2 separate regions of the Mus musculus genome follow, and region 2 is linked to region 1. The links are chromatin loops, found by intact Hi-C in ENCODE. Cell type or tissue: gastrocnemius. All regions are shown on one strand. Region 1 overlaps Fat4 (FAT atypical cadherin 4). Region 2 has its middle 82 kb from the start of Gm30011.

What was found. Hi-C counts contacts between places; a loop is a spot of excess contacts. Peaks named below come from ENCODE experiments on the same cell type or tissue, not always from the same donor. Only the 100,000 strongest peaks of a DNase experiment are listed, where the experiment ranks them.
Region 2: a loop joins it to region 1, with 2.2 times the contacts of the local background. A loop is called at or near these places in 1 of 42 quality-filtered maps.

The regions. Positions count from the first base shown.
Region 1 is chr3:39,007,405-39,011,404 of GRCm38, forward strand. Fat4 (FAT atypical cadherin 4) reads left to right here. Exons shown (of 17, transcript NM_183221.3): 17 at 1,577-4,000. The coding sequence ends at 3,438. Among named protein-coding and RNA genes, the nearest start is that of C230034O21Rik, 120 kb to the left of the region's middle. In gastrocnemius, no CTCF peak of the experiment used is centred here; DNase peaks (open chromatin) are centred at 1,727, 2,749, 2,971 and 3,345.
Region 2 is chr3:39,076,038-39,080,037 of GRCm38, forward strand. No RefSeq gene overlaps it. Among named protein-coding and RNA genes, the nearest start is that of Gm30011, 82 kb to the right of the region's middle. In gastrocnemius, no CTCF peak of the experiment used is centred here; a DNase peak (open chromatin) is centred at 2,090.

The DNA.
Region 1 (4,000 bases):
TTCGAAGTGTAGGTGATGTTTGTAGCAAAGGAGGTAGGATGGGGGTAAAATTTAGTTTATTTTATATGACTTACTTCCACAGAGTAATTCCATCACAGTGTAGTTTTTACAAAGGTAGTTGGATTTATGACACTGTGATTATGAATCTTCTCATCAACATAACTGTCTTTAGAGAGATTGGGGTCAGGGCACTATCACTTCCATTAATGGCTTTTGCCTATGCTGCTGAGATTTGATTTAAGCATGGGCTACTCTGATGCTTGGTGTGTCCTCAGGACCACTGTCTATTAACTCCTGTGTTCATCAAAGCCAGTCTCCCAGGTAACACAGCAGAGTAGGGTAGGGTCCTCACAGGATGTAGATGTTACCTTAGGTCAGTGGTACAAAGGGAAATGCAGAAACCGGTGTGTTCTTAAGTCAGAAGTATGGTGAAGAGTGCCAAAAGGTTTAATTGATGGAAAAATGTGAGCACAAAGGCAGATAATAAAACTGGGGGATAAAAGAGGGTATTCTGGCTGGAGAGAGTGGACTTATTTATTTCACGTGCAGAACAGTGAAGAGTAAGTAAGAATTTAATGAGTATTGCAGTTAAGCATGCTGTAGTATTGATCATCTTTCAGGCTGTTTATGAGGATGAACTGGGGAGGACTCCCAAGATGAGGTGTTAGCAGCCAGTATCAGAAAAGCACTGCATTATGGAAAGCTATTGTCTTAGTGGGATGGCCAAGATGTGACATCCAAGTAAATGGACCCAAAGTAATCTGGAGGGCATCTTCAGTAAAGATCCGGGAGAATTCTGACTTTTCATCTCAAACCAACTTAGTGCTACCAAGGAAGGTGGCTGTAGAAGAGAACAGTGAAGCGGATCTCAGGGAATCCTGGGGTTTGCTATGGTACAAATGGAGTTGAAGCACCTTTGAAGGGCATTGAACAGATTTGAGGGACTCGGCATAGAGCTGGGCTAGAGATGTCACCCCCATGTGTGTAAGTGAGTGTTGGTGGGTATAGATAAGATGGGATATTTTTGTTTTCTGACTCCTGAATCCTGACAATTTGCAACACTGGTTGTCTTAGCTACCTCCCCTCCTGGGAAATCCCCAAACACTATGGCCAAGGTTTTTTCTTCTGATTCACAAGGACCCATACTTGGCTGTTTGGAAGGCATATGGTCAATGATTGCACACCCCATGGTCTTGTAGTTGTAGCAATTGGACTTGATTTTGTTCTTTCTGATGTTCATAAAATAAATTTGATCTCGTGGTAACTCTTGGTCTTTGACCTGTAAGAATCAAACCAATAAACTGATTAAATCGTCAAATGGATGAACAGAGAGAGAGAGAGAGAAGGGTCAAGACGATTCTGGCCGAGGAGACCTTCCTAAACATTCTGACTCTTCCCATGTGTTACCAAACTACACTGATCTGGGTTATCCTCAGAGGATATGCATTCCCCATCTTTGAGTTGGCGCATCGCTGAGAAACTCTTGGGTGTCTGTGAGGGCTTCTCTTCCTCATATCTTAGCGCTCAGAAGTGATTACTTTTCTCTAAGTTGCCTCCTACTCTATCGCCCTGACAGGTTTTAATGGCTGCATTGCCTCAGTGCTCTATGGTGGAGAGAGCCTCCCCTTCAGTGGGAAGCACAGCTTGGCGTCCATCTCCAAAACAGACCCTTCAGTGAAGATCGGCTGTCGGGGCCCTAACATCTGTGCCAGCAACCCCTGCTGGGGCGATCTTCTGTGTATCAACCAGTGGTATGCCTACAAATGTGTCCCTCCTGGTGACTGTGCATCCCACCCTTGCCAGAATGGAGGTAGCTGTGAACCAGGTCTGCTCTCCGGCTACACTTGCAGCTGTCCAGAGTCGCACACAGGGAGGACCTGTGAGACGGTGGTGGCCTGCCTCGGTGTTCTCTGTCCTCAGGGCAAGGTGTGCAAGGCTGGAAGTCCAGGGGGACACGTGTGTGTCCAGAGTCAGGGTCCAGATGAGATATCCTTACCTCTGTGGGCAGTGCCTGCAATTGTGGGCAGCTGTGCCACAGCCCTAGCGCTGCTGGTCCTCAGTTTGATTCTATGCAACCAGTGCAGGGGAAAGATGCCCAAAAACCCCAAAGAGGAGAAGAAGCCGAAGGAGAAGAAGAAAAAGGGCAGTGAGAATGTAGCTTTTGATGACCCAGACAACATCCCTCCCTATGGGGATGACCTAGCTGTTAGGAAGCAACCTGAGGGGAATCCCAAGCCGGACATCATAGAGCGAGAGAACCCCTATCTAATCTTCGATGAGACTGACATCCCCCACAACTCAGAGACCATCCCTAGTGCCCCGCTGGCTTCCCCTGAGCAGGAGATTGAGCACTATGACATCGACAATGCCAGCAGTATCGCGCCCTCAGATGCAGACATCATCCAGCACTACAAACAGTTCCGAAGCCACACGCCTAAGTTTTCCATCCAGAGGCACAGTCCTCTGGGCTTCGCCAGGCAGTCCCCTATGCCCTTGGGAGCAAGCAGTCTGACCTACCAGCCTTCTTCATATGGCCAAGGGTTAAGAACCAGCTCCCTTAGCCACTCGGCCTGCCCCACTCCCAACCCTCTGTCCAGGCACAGCCCAGCTCCTTTCTCCAAACCATCTGCCTTCTACAGGAACAGCCCAGCCCGGGAACTGCATCTTCCTCTGAGGGATGGGGGTACGCTGGAAATGCATGGGGACCCCTGCCAGCCTGGCATGTTCAACTATGCCACCAGGCTAGGGAGAAGAAGTAAGAGCCCTCAGGCCATGGCATCTCATGGATCGAGACCAGGGAGTCGCCTCAAACAGCCCATAGCACAGATCCCTCTAGAATCTTCTCCTCCCGTGGGACTCTCCATAGAGGAGGTAGAGAGGCTCAACACCCCTCGACCCAGAAACCCCAGCATCTGCAGTGCAGACCATGGGAGGTCCTCTTCTGAAGAAGACTGTAGAAGGCCCCTGTCCAGAACCAGGAACCCAGCAGATGGCATCCCTGCCCCAGAATCGTCTTCTGACAGTGACTCCCATGATTCTTTCACGTGCTCAGAAATGGAATACGACAGGGAGAAGCCCGTGGTCTACACTTCCAGGATGCCCAAGTTATCTCAAGTCAACGAATCCGATGCAGATGACGAAGATAATTATGGAGCCAGACTGAAACCCAGAAGGTACCATGGACGCAGGGCTGAGGGGGGACCAGTGGGTACCCCTGCAGCAGCGTCTGGGGCTGCAGACAGCACCCTGAAGCTGGGGCAGCAGGCAGGCAACTTCAACTGGGACAACCTTTTGAACTGGGGCCCAGGCTTTGGTCATTATGTGGATGTCTTTAAAGATTTGGCCTCTCTCCCAGAAAAAGCAGCTGGTAACGAAGAAGGTAAAAGTGGGGCAGCTAAACCAGCCGCCAAAGATGGGGAGGCAGAACAGTATGTGTGAGGTGTATGTGTGGGCAAGAAACACTCAAAGCACGGTGTGGCTTCCCACCAGCGGGGGTCACCTTTGTAAAACAGGCCAGTATAGACCGGTGGCCAGGGACACATTTAAAGTTAACCACAAAGCTGCTCACATAGACTCCAAACGACTGACTCTTTAATTTAAATGTGCTCAGTGGAACGGAATGATCCTCCTGCATGCATCTTGTTTTGTGATGAGTTTTGGGGCATGCAACATTGGGAAGTGTTGCTTTGTGTTTGGTTTGTGGTTTTTTGCCGTTTATACCATTGCAGTTGTAGACTCGAGCTTGTGCTTTCACAGTGGGGTTGCTTGTTTCCATTGTAGTGTTACGGTTGTGTTTTACCTTGCAAGATCATTTAAGTTTAGCCAACCCGTGTGGAGTGCAGGAAGGAGGACTTCCCACCTTGGAGGGATGAAAGGCTGCACATTTAACACTCTTCAGATGAATAGATTCATATGTGATGTCGCTCAGACACAATAAGGGCTTGTTTTACATGACGGTGGGTACTAAGAATAAGTCATTTTGTTCCGCACTTTAAAGCTT
Region 2 (4,000 bases), 69 kb after region 1:
GGAGGAAAGGATTTATTCAGCTTACACTTCCATACTGCTGTTCATCACCAAGGAAGTCAGGACTGGAACTCAAGCAGGTCAGAAAGCAGGAGCTGATGCAGAGGCCATGGAGGGATGTTACTTACTGGCTTGCTTCTCCTGGCTTGCCCAGCCTGCTCTCTTATAGAACCAAGATTACCAGCCCAGAGATGGCACCACCCACAAGGGGACCTCCCCCCTTGATCACTAATTAAGAACATGCCTTGCAGCTGGATCAGGTGGAGGCATTTCCCCAACTGAAGCTCCTTTCTCTGTGTCAACAGAGATAACTTCAGCCTGTGTCAAGTTGACACAAAACTAGTCAGTACAGTGCTTGAGGGAGTCTAGGAGGATACTGTAAGCAAAAGGCCTTGTAACACAAGCCATTTTTCTCACAGTTTTGACGTAGAAAATTCAGGGGTCAAGTTTCTGGGTGCTTTATATTCTGGTGTTGAAGGAGGGATCTATGTTTGGCTTTTAGGTTGCTGTTTTTTTATTGTGCCCTTATAGATTGAGACTTCTCATTGTCCCTGTCTTATGGTGGCATCAGCCCCAACACTATGGTTTCCTTTGTTTGGGTGAGGGCTTTAGCTTTTTCCTTTGTCATATCCCACAGGAATTAATCTTCACACATATAAGAGCATTGGTGAGGGAGGTCAAGTGGCACAGGATGCTTGCCACAGAACACTCATTACTCTTTAAAGCTATCCAAAACCATACAAAACTGTAAAGCTAGATCATGCTGTTTATATCAGCAGTTCTCCACCTGTGGATCACAACACCTTTTCAAGTCATATATCAGATATTCCAGGTATCAGATATTTACATTATGATTCATAACAGTGGCATATTATAGTTATGATGTAGCAACAATTTTATGGTTGAGAGTCACAACAACATGAGGAGATGTATTAAAGTGTTGCAGCCTTAGGAAGGTTGAGAACTACTGAACATCATAAAAATTATGGCATACTCCTATCATAAAATTTTGCAGAACAATGTGTTACTAAAGCAACTGAGACAATTTATGAAAAGTCTTAGCTTGGCTCATGGTTCTAGATGCTCCAATCCAAAACTGAAGGGGAGGCTGTACTTTGTGGTGGAGGTGCACTATGGGATAAGTCAGTTACTTCAACTCAGGAAGCAGAAGAAAGGGAGCTCAGAGTCTTCAGAAAGCCGTGTCCTTTGTGACTTAAGGAGTGGCCGCTAATCTTAACCTCCCAAATATCTCACCGCCACCCAAGAGTTGCTACCCTAGAGATTAGTTATACAATATATTGGCTTTTGGGGAGCATGCATACAAACTAAAAAAGACAATAAAGCAAAAAAAGAAAAGAAAAATATAATTTAATTATTGAATTTGTGGCAGTTTTCATGATTTATATTGATTCAATAAAGATCTCAGAGACTGGTGTCCTTTCAATACAGAAAAACTCTCAAGGGCCAAGCTCTTTACAGGATGTGTGATTTCACAGGCTTGAAGTAGTATAGAATGGACTGTAGCCTCTCCCTCTTATCATGACCTAGAGCAGGAACACAACAAGGGAAATTTCATCAAGCAGAACTAAGTGGGGAGAGAAAATCAAAGTGCAAACACGGGTTGAGAGAACTGAAAGACAAAACTGAGATTGGAACTGTATATGTGGGAAACATTTATCTGGTGAAGGATCATGAGGAAGTGTACAGAGAATGGAGATCCAGAGCAAAATGGAGAAATGAACAACTGCTTTAAAAATGCCCGCAAAGGCTAAACACACCATGCTAAAGATGTGCAGATGTAAAGCATGAAAACTCAAAGCTGAAGCAGATCATATGCGTGATGGCTTGCATGGCCTCCTCCCCATGTTCACATGAGGAAACTCTCATTCCTACTGTGACCTCATTTGAAAATGGGATCTTTCCATAATTGTTCCTGTCTGAAAGAATTACAAGGATGGAAATGGAGAGGAGCCTGAGGAAAAGAAGGTCAAGCAACAGGCCCAAAGTGGGATCCAACTCAAGGGGACATCCCAAGGCCTGGCACTATTACTGGGGCTGTGGAGTGCTCACAAAAACAGTTCTATCATGGCTGCCTGCCAAAAGACCCAACAAGCAGCTGAAAGAATCAGATGCAGATATTTGCACCCAACCAATGGACAGAAGCAGCTGACCCTTGTTGTTGAATTAGGGAAAAGCTGGAAGAAGCAAGGAGAAGGGTGATCCTGTAGGAGGAACAGCAGTCTCAATTAATCTGGATTTCTGAGATTTCTCAAACACTGGACCACCAAACAGGCAGCGTACACCAGCTGATATGAGGCCCCCAACACACATACAGTAGAGGACTTCCGGATCTCTGTTCATTCAGAGATGATGCACCTAACCCTCAAGAGACTGGAGGCCCCAGGGTTCAGGTGGAGTAGGGGCTGGGGACATCTATGTTGATACAGGGGTGTGGGAAGGAGGTATGATGTGTGTAAGAGTTTGAGGGTGGATGGGGGGCTGGAAATAAAATATTGAGTGTAAAAAATAAATTAATTTAAAAAAGAAAATGTGGTCTTTATAACTGAGGTCTTTAAGAAGAGAATTGAGCTCAAATGATTGTAGGACACAGCTCAATGATGCTGGTGTCTTCATAATGAAAGAGATGCCAGAGCTAGTAACTCAGATACAAGGGTCCCATGTAGGAGCACAGACACACAGCAACAGTTTGCCAGCGAGGACCAAAGTCCTGGGCAGAGACTAACCACACTACTTCCTTGATATAGCCGTTGAGCCCCTGTGACTGTAAGAAAATATTGGTTTATTTTTTATCATTCCCTCACTTTGGATATTGGAGAATGGCAGCTCCAGCAGACATTTCCAATATGTCATTTGGAAAATGGAAATTGAAGTGAAATGCCAGGATGCATGTATTAGAATGGCTAGAACCTGATCGGCTGATGGAAGCAAGTGTGAGGGGCCTTGGGGAGACAGAGGCTCCCATACTTTGATGGTGGGAATGTGGGCCAGTGTAGCCCTACACAACCACTTGGAGGTTTCTAAAATACAAGAGGAGGTCAAACCATAAACCCAGAAGCCATCCCCCTTTGAGTTGAAGATTTAATAACTTAAAAAAATATTCTTAGATTTAAAATTATGGGAAACTGGACAAGTAAATCATTTCCATTGTTCCAAACATAAATATCATCTTAAAACAATCATTTCAACCTTATTATTTTGATCATATATATTAATTACTCATATTTTTATGGTTAACTTAAAACAGTTAATTTTAAAAATTAGTATGCGAAGTAATGGTTGACTGCTTATCAAATGCTGTTGACATGAATAGTTTTGTTTTTAAACATTTGTTTGCATATGATTGTGTAGGTTTTGTTTACTCCCTTTTAATTTCTGAAGATTATAAATGCTTTATAATTTGTTCTTTGATTCTCAAAATTACCTTTGTTTATATGCATGTTAAATTATTCTGTATAGGGAATGGTGTGCCTTGAGAGGCTATAGCTATGGTCTCTGATAGTGGGAGAGAGTATCTGAGAAGGAATCAGGCATACCAATGAGGGAACCAAGGGATCTGGCCCTGGGTCACTATTTCAGCACCATGAGACAGTTACCATAGCAACAAGTACTCTGCATTTCTCATGTTCCCATGCACTATGGAAAAATATAATGTCAAATTTTGAAAAGCAACTCAAATTCTGTGTAGTAATTCTTGAGTCAGTCCAGCTGGGTGAATTCCAGAAGTTCAGGGCAAATAGCAGATCAATACTAAGAATAGACTGAGAAGAGAGACAAGAATCTGTAGGTGTTGGGACTCAGATGGAGCCAGGGTCTGCTGAGAGACAGCTACTACACCCCATGTTTAAAATGGTTACTCTGAAAATTGGCCAACTCTTAGAGGAACAAAGAAGCAGTTGAAGTAAATGGTAGGGGCTCTCCAAGGACAGGAGGATCTTGATATTGCCACAAAGAATGAAGTGATGGTGTCCTTGATCTCACAGCA